2 separate regions of the Mus musculus genome follow, and region 2 is linked to region 1. The links are chromatin loops, found by intact Hi-C in ENCODE. Cell type or tissue: gastrocnemius. All regions are shown on one strand. Links, peaks and the distances in the headings refer to the core of each region. The heading gives the core; the rest is flanking DNA.

Evidence for each region. A loop is a pair of places that touch in the nucleus more often than their neighbours do. Peaks named below come from ENCODE experiments on the same cell type or tissue, not always from the same donor. Only the 100,000 strongest peaks of a DNase experiment are listed, where the experiment ranks them.
Region 2: a loop joins it to region 1, with 4 times the contacts of the local background. A loop is called at or near these places in 7 of 42 quality-filtered maps.

The regions. Positions count from the first base shown.
Region 1 is chr6:67,136,330-67,141,710 of GRCm38, forward strand. No RefSeq gene overlaps it. Among named protein-coding and RNA genes, the nearest start is that of A430010J10Rik, 19 kb to the right of the region's middle. In gastrocnemius, for the core only: CTCF peaks have their summits at 2,145 and 2,445; DNase peaks (open chromatin) are centred at 1,365, 2,142 and 2,437; H3K4me3 peaks cover 567 bases; H3K27ac peaks cover 3,104 bases.
Region 2 is chr6:67,046,953-67,052,333 of GRCm38, forward strand. All of the region lies in intron 1 of E230016M11Rik (RIKEN cDNA E230016M11 gene), which reads left to right. Among named protein-coding and RNA genes, the nearest start is that of Gadd45a, 12 kb to the left of the region's middle. In gastrocnemius, for the core only: no CTCF peak of the experiment used is centred there; DNase peaks (open chromatin) are centred at 1,311 and 2,572; H3K27ac peaks cover 244 bases.

The sequences.
Region 1 (5,381 bases), core at 192-5,191:
AATTACTTTGGTCAATAGTAAGCCTTAATGATGACGCTAGAGATAAAAGATTATATTAACTGACTGCCCCAAGATGACGTGGAACTGGGAGGAGGGGCTGGGTCTGCATGCATCTGCCAATCAATAAGTCTTTGGAATAAAGGACTTACTGGTTGGCTATTTGCCATGTACCCGATATTATCCCAGACACTGTATAGGGAATATTTCCAGCCTTTGGTTGGAGCAATAAGATGTGGAAAACAGAAGCAGGAACCAGTGCTATTGTACAATGTAGTGAGAGATAGGATGTCAGACAATAAGATCACTCAAATTTGAGGAAGAAGACAGGAACCTCTTCTAGAAGCAGGATTTAAACATGGGATGTTTGTGAGGACAAAGACAACAGTGGGCTTTCTTCTTAGCCTATGTGGAGAGTAATTCAGAACCACTTTTCAACTCCACAGACTTTCTCTACATCCTCCCCCTGTGCAGTGAGGCAGCCTGGGTTGGAGGAGAATGGAGAGAGATGGGGAAGGGTTGAGAGGACAGAGCAAGAGCAAGAAGGCAAGAAAGCAGCCCCTTTTATACTGAGTCAGGCAGACCTGGCTGTTGCCAGGTAACTGTGGGGTGGAGCTGAGACAAAATGCTAACAACCACCACCTATCCACTGAGTGACATTGGGATAGTCCCATACAGTCTCTGAGTCCATTGTCTTATTCTGTAAGATGGAAGTCAACTTCTCTGTTTGATGAACTGTTGTGAGACCAAATGAGTACGGGGGCGGCCCCACAGCTCAGCGATACTGAACCCTTTCTCTCCTTTAACCTTTTCTATGGTTCACCAAGCTGGTGAATCCTTCAGGCCTAAACAATGAAGAACAGGTTAGAAGACAGAGGATATCAAATCATGCGGAGTTTAGATCACTTGGTCTAGGCAGGGTACTGGATAAGGGAGCTGCTTCAAGCTGAAGGGAAGACACGGCTTCAGACAAAAATAGGAAAACAGTGCAAAACCTACATGACGGATCTCATGAGATTGTCATATAGAGTTTTGAGGGCTGCATCAGGGTTCTCTAGGAAGCCAATCTAAAGAGGGGGAGATAGCATCGTGCTCAGTTCTGTTGTAGTAAAATGAATGGGGAAAGATGAACTTGAGAGCAAATGGGGAGGAGTCTAGGTGATGATTAGCCATCTTTATTCCCAAGACAGCCGTGGCTACTGCAGGATTTTGGAGAACTAGAGGATATACCAATTTACTAGTTAGAGAGAGCTCTCTGTGACTGATAAGGTGCCTTACAGGCACTGAGTGCTGGTGGAGGTGCAGTTTTACTGCAGTCTAGGAGAGAGGACAAAGGTGAACCAGGAAGCCAGATGGCTCTCTTCTTCCGAGCTCCTCTTTAGCACAGCATGGCTTCTCATGGCCTTGTGACTGTGCCATGGAGCGTAATTGCCTCTCGTTTGCTTCTTTTCCTCTCTGCATTCCTGGACCAAGAAGAGTTCCTAGTTTCCACCTCTGTGTTCTGAGGACTATGAGAATAAGGAGTAAAGGATGAGGCTACAGCCTGTGGGCTGTTCATGATCCAAGAAGCCCTATAGGGCCCTTGCTTTCTCGCTTCCCCTTCTCTGGCTATAATCCTACCATGCAAACAAATGTTTCAGATGCTGTCTATATTGTTTTGTAAGCTGGCAAAATCTAAACCTTCCTCTTGTATGCTTACCAAGTAGAGCTTTAAGGAAGTAACAATCAGGGAAGGAAAGAAGAGCTGATGGAAGCCAGAGTCTACTTGTTCGGTTGTCTGCCCTCTCACTGTACAACAGGGGGAAAATTTAGAGAGCAGTTTCCTGGAGGTGAATTGCAGTGTGCAGAGATCCTCGGAAGCAGCAGCACGCTTCTCTCACTCTTCTACAACATCCCCCTTACTATTCTGGTGTATCTCTGTGGATACAGACAGGGAGGTTGTAGGCTCATCAGGGCACAAATGATCTTACCACCTGGCATGGTTGCAATTGTTTATAAAGTGATATGATTCCAGCCAGCACATAATAACCCAAGCTGGTACTGTGCCCTCTTCATGGCATCTGCCAGGAGCCTGCAAGCTTTGTGCTGCCAAAGGTCACCAAGAAACCAGCGTCCAGGGCTAGAGCCTCATGTGGCCCTGGAAGGAGCTGCATCTGAGAAGGGCTGGAACATGTGGGCAGAGAATCAAGCCAGCGAGGACTATGAGTCCCAGGGAGCACCTGTTCCCAGGGAGTAAATAATTCTCTGTCCTTGGGTCATGACTCCTGCCTGTCGCCGAGCCTTCCTTGTGGGCCGCCAGCCTGACACCAGCATACTGCGGGTGTTAGCTGTGCTTTGGAAAAAGAATCAAAGGTCCTGGTGGCTTTTACTCCCTACCCTGCTCAACGTTGCTCTCGGACTCCTATTTCACAGCTGCTGCCCAGGCTACACGGTGAACCTTACAAATATTTGGATGTGGCACCCCCTAGCCCGCACTGACAGAAGTTGGGTGACAGAGGCAGACAGCCTGAGATTGCACCGGGCTGCAATTCTGGGCGAACAGGTGTTGGCAGCTGCCACATCCCTTTCCCCCTGCCTCCTGCTCCACCCACTCTGCTCTCCTGTCTGTTTATAGTGTGTTTTCCTGGGACAACATTTGAAGTATGCTAAATATGGGCACCGTGGCTAGAGATGGAATGTCAGGCTCATTGTGTGGACGGAGAATTAGTGAGTTTATGACAGGGAGGACTAATTCTTGTGTTTGGAAAGGAATCAGAGACCCACAGTTACTCAGTTTTGAAAGTGCATCATCCACAGATGCTGAGGTAATATTGTGGTGGTTAAGAAGGACAGTTCTGGGAGCGCACAGGCCTGGGTGAGAAATGCAGTTTGGCTGCTGGCCTGCAGCAGGACCTTGGGTAAACTCTGGTGTCCTTGTTTGTTGCATTGGTCAGCTCCTTCAGATTTTTCTGATTGCTGGGAAGCCCATTAGACCATTTTTCAAGACACCATGACACACCGTGAGCACTTTCACCAGAGTGCTCCATTTTGAGTGTCTAAAAGTCCTAGTTTCTCCCAGGGAGCCTACTACGCAAGAGACAGACAGACAGACAGGACGCCACTCTGCACCATCATTCCTGGGACCTTCTCCACGTCACCTCTTTTTCTCTCTCTCAAGAGAGAGTCCTCCCTGCCATAGGTTAGAAGGTAAATGTTCTCTCCAGCACAGCCTGGCTAGTCAATCCCTGAGCTCTTTTGTCCCAAGTCACTCCACCTTCTGTCATTAGACCTTAAGCAATGCACAAATCTTTCCTCTAGCTGTCCCTTTCTATGCCCTGACTGCCAGTTCCTCCTCTTCACATTGGTCTAAACAGCACCTTTTCCAGGGTTTAGACTACCCTCCTACTGTCTCTCTGTTGTTGGTGTACCTATCTACATACATTTTCTTCATAATTTCGTAATAATTTGACACTAGGCCTGTGCCCTGTGAGCTCCCTTCAAGCAAGTATTATCTCGGTCTTTCTACCTTTCCCAGAGACATGAATAGCTAGCTCCTAAGGCAAACTCAGTGCTCAGTAAGTGTCTCCAGCCTGGACTCATGAAGGCAAAATGGTTGTCTTACACTTAACAATGCTAGTAGCTATGATTATTTGAGTGCTCATGATGGATCAGACACTGTATGTGGCTTTATTTAATCTCTCAACAGTTTCATCAGTTCTGACAAGTGGCAGATAGAAAAAAGCCTGAGGCTCAGAGAGTAACATTTTTTGAGTTCATACTAACGCTCTTGACCTCTGACTCTTAGCTCTAGTACAATAGGCATTTGATTGGTGCTAGCTGTTGCTTTGGGCTGATGTTGTGGGGGACAAGGACCAGACAAGGAGGGGAGCACTAGACATAGTGCCTCTTGTCGTCAGGCCCTTGAAGACCAGCTGTCACTAGAGTGTTTACAGGGACTGCCATATCCCTGTGTTATCATGGAAAGCTTCCTCTAACTCCAAGAGCTCATTTTCACACTCGCGCCTTCCAGCCTTCCTTATTCTCTCGGGGCAAGGTGAAGTCTGAGAAAGCAAAGGAATTACCTTCACCGAATTTCTTTGCTGATAAGACCCAGGGGAGTTTCCAGACACTTTCCTATGACTGTTCCAGCGGAGGACATGGCACGAAGAAGCTGTGACTCAACAGTGAAGAGCAGGGACTGCTGAAGGTTCCCGGGGAAAAAACGCAGTAGCTGCACAGCTTCATCTGGCTGAGGCAGGAAACCACAGGTGGCCAGGGGACAGGGTGGAGGATCTCGGGATGAGAGAGACACTTGGTGTGGAAAACTATGAATGGCCTTGGAGTCAGGTCATGGGGTAGAGTCCTGACATGGCTACTTACCCACAGTGTGACCACAGCTAGCCAGGTAAACTTCCTAAGATTGGGGCTCCTCCCTGCAGAGTGGAGCAGAAGAGAATAAGCCCGGAAGTGTTCAAGCACAGGTAACCCTGATAACAGTAGTATGAGGACAGGAGGGAGGGAAGGAAAAGGTATCGGTGAGGCCACACCCTTGCTGTGGCTCCCCAGGCTGGGCCCTGGCTCAGCAGTACAGAGTGATCCCTGGCCCTGGAAGTGTGAGGAGTGTTTTCTGCAGGTTGCTGTCTTCAGGAAGGGCTGGATTACTCCCCGAGCATTGTGTTTGCACCATGTGTGGTTTTGCTTTGGCAAGCTGGAAGTTCATGACTGGGATACTGACAAGGGGACTTTCCCTCCAGTGGTCAAGCTGGACTGGATGCCCCAGGGACTTGGGCTGTGGTGAATTTCCTCTAACCGTCTAGCACCGGGACTAATGAGCTCCATAGCCCAGCTGACACTTCCCCCTTCTTGCCATTTTCTTTAAGGAAATTTAAAAAAATATATGTTTACAAGAAAGGTGCTCTTATCACTCAACATCGTTTCTTCTCTGACTAAAGCACTAGGTGGCCTGACGTGTATGGCGATGGCTTGTTGTCAAGTCAGTAAGTCTACAAACCAGAGTGCCTGAGGACTGCATCTCACAGTCTTTCTGGGCAGACAGGCTTAGGGACTGAAGGTAAAGTCTTCAGAGGAGATGAGAGATCCAGCTAAACAGCTTTCAGTGCCATATCCAAGGTCACAGACAGATGAGACCCCCTTTGCCCTGGTGCTTTGCCTGGAACCCAGATTGGATGCCTTCTGCAAATATGGAGGGTAGTGGTTGGGTGCATACTCTCTGCCACACTCTCTGTGTTAAATATTGGTCTTGCACTTTTTATTTCCTCCCTGGGGTTTTGAATCCAGGACCTCTTATATGCTAAACAAATACTGCACCTCTGTGGGAACACAGGATATCGCGTTGCATTTAATCATCTTAAGTCAGGTGTCTTTGACTATGACAATTTCTTGGA
Region 2 (5,381 bases), core at 224-5,223, 89 kb before region 1:
AAAGAAATGAAGAATAAAGGAAAGTTAGAGCAGTCTTTATTATAGTTTCAACGTTTACCCCTCTAACTTCAATGCTTTTAAGAAAGCAGTAAACCTTACGCTGTAAGATAACATTATCACACTGTAACTGTCCTGTTTGCACAATTCTGTGCTTCATAGACCATATCAGTGTGTGGCACAGTGATGGACGGTGTTTAACAACATTCTCATGATGACATATGATTTTCCCCATATGTTTTGGTTCAGCTCCTTATAAGACCCAGGAGTGAGCCCAGGAGTGAGAAGTAGTCTTGTTAATCCTTCTGACCACTAAACACAAAGGAGCCATGGATTTTTCTATGCACTTTTAGCTGGAGCCTCAAAATGGGGAACAAGCTGTCCTCTCTATTGTAGGCAGCCTCACTACAAACACATGAGAAGCTGCTTGTAGATGTATTTCATGCTTACATTTCATACCTGGTCTGTATTTAAGGAAGTTTTGAAGTGATGTTGTACAATTAGTATTCGTGTAGGTACTTTGTATGTATAGCCAACTATGATAAATCTAGTTTGATGTCCTTCCAAGGATGTGCATTAGGTAATATGTCCTGTAAGGCAGGTTATTTACTGGCTCTATTCCTCAGTTTTTTCATTTGCCAAATAGTTATTAAACCTAAAAAGAAAAAGAAAACCACAAGGCAGAATTTTCTCCAAAGACAAAATGGGCACACAGCAGAGCAGAGATGTAGCTAGAGTGGCCTAAAGGGAGTGGGGGGGGGGGGGCGGGGAGGGGGGGGCGGGGAAGCATAGGCTTCTACTCAGCATCCACTCACACACATGCATTCAGTGCAGCCGCAGCCCCTGAGATGCACAGTGAGCCCAGCTGGAAATAAGAAGGCTGCTCTCTAAGTCCACTCCAGCTCTAACATTTTGTACTTATTAATTTGTTATTCTATTATTTTCTGCAGTCACTGAAACACACCATCCCTTATCACCGCTGACAGAGAGAGGCAGACAGAGACAAAAAGACACACATACACAGAGAGACAGACACACAGACTGAGAAACAGACACAGTAACAGTGTTTTGGTCTTACAATTTAAATCTCCAAAGAATGGGTCTAAGAATTCAAAACACATTTTTTCACAGCTTTGATATTGAGTTTTCAAATTTTCCATTTCACCTCCAGAGTTCAGTTGAAGCTCTTACAGTTTGCTGAATTAACCTCAACACGTTGACTGCTTCCCAAATGCTATGGTATACAGCTTGGCACTGCATCCTAATAAACAGGCCACACCTGGGAACTGGTGGGAACTCAAACATTGGAGAACATCCACAACAGATGGCGAAACAACTGAGGCCAGGTGGGCTTCTTGTTTAATGACCATCTGGATTAAGTTCAGTTAATTTGGCATGTCTCTAATTATCCCTAGCAACTGGACCCTCTACTCTGTTTTAGAAGTTTAGGTTTATATACTACATATAAACTTATCATAACCAGCCCATCTGTGACCCAAAGCTATACACATGTGGCCTTGAATCCAGCCAGTTCTCAGGTTTTTTGATTGAGCTCTTAGCAACCTTCAAGGCAGTCCTCTCCAGTGCTCTGCCGCCTACTTTTCTCAGATTTGATGACATTTCTCCCTTGACTTTTTGCTAGGTTTTTTAATTAATAAAGAAAGCTTTTTAGACTAATGTAATATGCTTATTTGCACAGTATTCAAAACTCAAGAATGTCTAGATGCATGTAGTGGCAGATGCCTATAATTCCAGCACTAGGTAAGAATAACATTCTTTTTCTAGGGATAAAAATCATACAAATGATATTTAAGAAACAGCATTAACTGAAGTAATATGTCTGTTTAGTACTTTTATAGAACATGATAAAAAGTCATACATTGTTCATGATATGGTCCCATCTTTACAGTTTCTATTTTAACTATATTTGTTCTGATTTCTTTCATCTAAATAAAACACCATGTCTGTTTTCACTTTCTCTAACCTTTACACTGTCGTTGATGGTAACAAAAATACTAGACCTCCCAGTCCGCCCACTGTGATGAAAGCTTCCTCTGAATTTCAGTGCAGCCTTGGCTACAAGCAATATGCACAATCCTTCCTGGATGAAGTCAGCCCTCATGAAAGGAGATTGGACAATGGGAAATGATGTATTTCTGTGCGCTAAAGAGTTGGCCTTGCTGTTATGCAAATATTTCTCATCTGTGCCTCTTTATATACCAAACAATGACTTCCCCCAAATCCACTTTAGAATGGCTGTATGTTTTCTCTCATCCTCTGAAGGCTTCCTGTGTTTGTGAACTTTCAAACCAGCAACTGCAGCCTCAACATCTGGACCCTCCCTCCTTAGGGGACATTAATTAGCTGATAGTATCCAGTAACTAATAGAGGCCAGAGTAGAAAGGAAGAAAGGGTTGACATGGTTCAGGGATGTAGCAGTTGGCTGGCAGGCAGCACCTCACAACTGGCCATGGCTGACATGGATAATACTGTTGCTCCCAGAATTGAGCTGCAGTACCAGGAACATACTCCCCCCACCCGGCCTCACCCCCTCACCCCCACCCATCTGACACCCCTTGCCACTACCCTGTGCTTCTCTGCCGGAGGGCTGGGGGCCATTATCAACTCCCAGCTGTCATTTGATCTCCATCTGGCTGCTGTCATTAGAGATGCCTTTTATCGTTTGCCAGAAGTGTAAAGCTGAAGACGGTTCTGTTTCTCACAGATCTTTGCTTCTGGCCCTTGCTTTTCTACTTTTCAAATGATTCTGTCCAAATGTTTCCCATCATTGGCAAAAGAGGACTCACCAGAATATTTAACCACAAGTTATCACGCTTCTTGCTAAGTGAACCACACTTAATGTGTTAATGATCATGTGTGTGAGCACAGATGCATGTGGGTCACAGAGAGCATATTGACGTCAGTCTCTGGTCATCCTGTTTGAGACAGGATCTCTTGTTTGCAGCTGCATATGTCAGGTTAGCTGGTTCTGTGGATTCTTTGCCTACTTTAGAGATTTAGGGTTAGAGATTCTCACTACCACATCTGGCTTTACATGGGTTCTGAAGATGTGAATGCAGAAACTTACTCTTGAGCACTTTGTCCCCTGAGCCATTTTCCCAGTACTGGCAATGGGACTTTTAAAATAGAAGTTCTAATGTGATCTGTCACTTTGTTGACTTCAAATATAGTTTTCAATTTAGTGTGATTTTTAAATTTCATATATGTGAGCTTTGCTTGTATGAGCTCATGCTGTGTCATGTTTCTGAGGTTGTAGATCATGACAACCTAGTCATGCAATGATGCAGGTCTCCCCAAGTTAAAAAAATAAGTCCAACGAACCAGACTGGTTTTTTTTTAATAGTTTAACTATCTGAGGATGACAGAAGAGCAAATTCTGAGATGATACTTTATGTACTGCATCAAATAAATGTTCTACTCCCAGCCTAATGATTTACTGCTGTGATCTTCTGGTAGCTAGGATTCAGGTCTCAATCAAGGAAGCTCTTTAGGGAGTGATTTCACATTCTACATATGCTGCTGCAGAGAATGCTGGATATCATAGGCTCCAGACATCACCAAACAAATGTAGAACCCTTGTTCTATGTAGCAAACTAATCCTTTAGGAGATAATTATAAAGAATCTTTAAGTATGTTGTTAGTACACAGTTTATTTACAAAATTAAAACATAAAACTTTCTGTCCAACTCAATGCTATGTATGTATGTAGAAGTAATTAGGAAGACCACATGTTAAAATGTAAGCAGTGCTCCTTTGAGTGTAGAATCACAAGTTATGCTGGTTTTTTTTTCTTCACATTTTTTATTGATGTTTTCCCTAATAAACATATTTTACTTAAGACATTTTAAAGTGAGGCTAGAGAGATGTTCAGCAATTAAGAGCACTTGTTGATCTGGTAGAAGACTTGAGTTCAATTTGCAGCACCCACAAAGTGTCTCACAACTGTTTGTAACACCAGTTTCAGGGACCTGACACCCTCTTCTGGTCTCTGTGAACACTGCACACACATGATACACAGACAAATCACACATACATATAAAATAACAAATTAATTATTTCTTTGATTAAAATGTTTTTGAGGCAAAATTTATCTTCAATGAAGCACAAGATGCTTGTATAACCCAATAAAGATATAAGGCCAACACGAACAGGTTGGGAAAGGATTTTTACCAATCCTAAATCTGATAGGGGACTAATATCCAATATGTACAAAGAGATCAAGAAGCTGGACTCCAGAAATTCAAATAACCCCATTAAAAATGGGGTACAGAGCTAAACAAAGAATTCTCAACTGAGGAATACCGAATGACTGAGAAGCACCTGAAAAACTGTTCAACATCCTTAATCATCAGAGAAATGCAAATCAAAACAACTCTGAGATTCCACCCACCTCACACCAGTCAGAAAGGCTAAGATCAAAAATTCAGGTAACAGCAGATGCTGGCGAGGATGTGGAGAAAGAGGAACACTCTCCATTGCTGGTAGGATTGCAAGCTTGTACAACCACTCTGGAAGTCAGTCTGGAGGTTCCTCAGAAAATTGGACATAGTACTACCGGAAGATCCAGCAATACCTCTCCTGGGCATATATCCAGAAGATGTTCCAACTGGTAATAAGAACACATGCTCCAGTATATTCATAGCAGCCTTACTTATAATAGCCAAAAGCTGGAAAGAACCCAGATGTCCCTCAACAGAGGAATGGATACAGAAAATGTGGTACATTTACACAATGGAGTTCTACTCAGCTATTAAAAACAATGAATTTATGAAATTCTTGGACAAATGGATGTATCTGGAGGATATCATCCTTTGTGAGGTAACCCAATCACAAAAGAAGTCATTAGATATGCACTCACTGATAAGTGGATATTAGCCCAGAAATGTAGAACACCCAAGATACAATTTGCAAAACACAAGAAAATCAAGAAGAGGGAAGACCAGTGGGTGGATACTTTGTTCCTCCTTAGAATAGGGAACAAAATACCCATGAAAGGAGTTACAGAGACAAAGTCTGGAGCTAAGACTAAAGGATACTATCCAGAGACTACCCACCTGGGGATCCATCCCATAATCAGCCACCAAACCCAGACACTATTGCATATCCCAGCAAGATTTTGGTAAAGGGACCCTGGTATAGCTGTCTCGTATGAGGCTATGCCAATGCCTGGCAAATACAGAAGTGGATGCTCACAGTCATCTATAAGACGAAACACGGGCCCACAATGGAGAAGCTAGAGAAAGCACCCAAGGAGCCGAAGAGGTTTGCAACCCTATAGGTGGAACAACAATATGAACTAACCAGTACCCCCAGAGCTCGTGTCTCTAGCTGCATATGTAGCAGAAGATGGCCTGGTCAGCCAT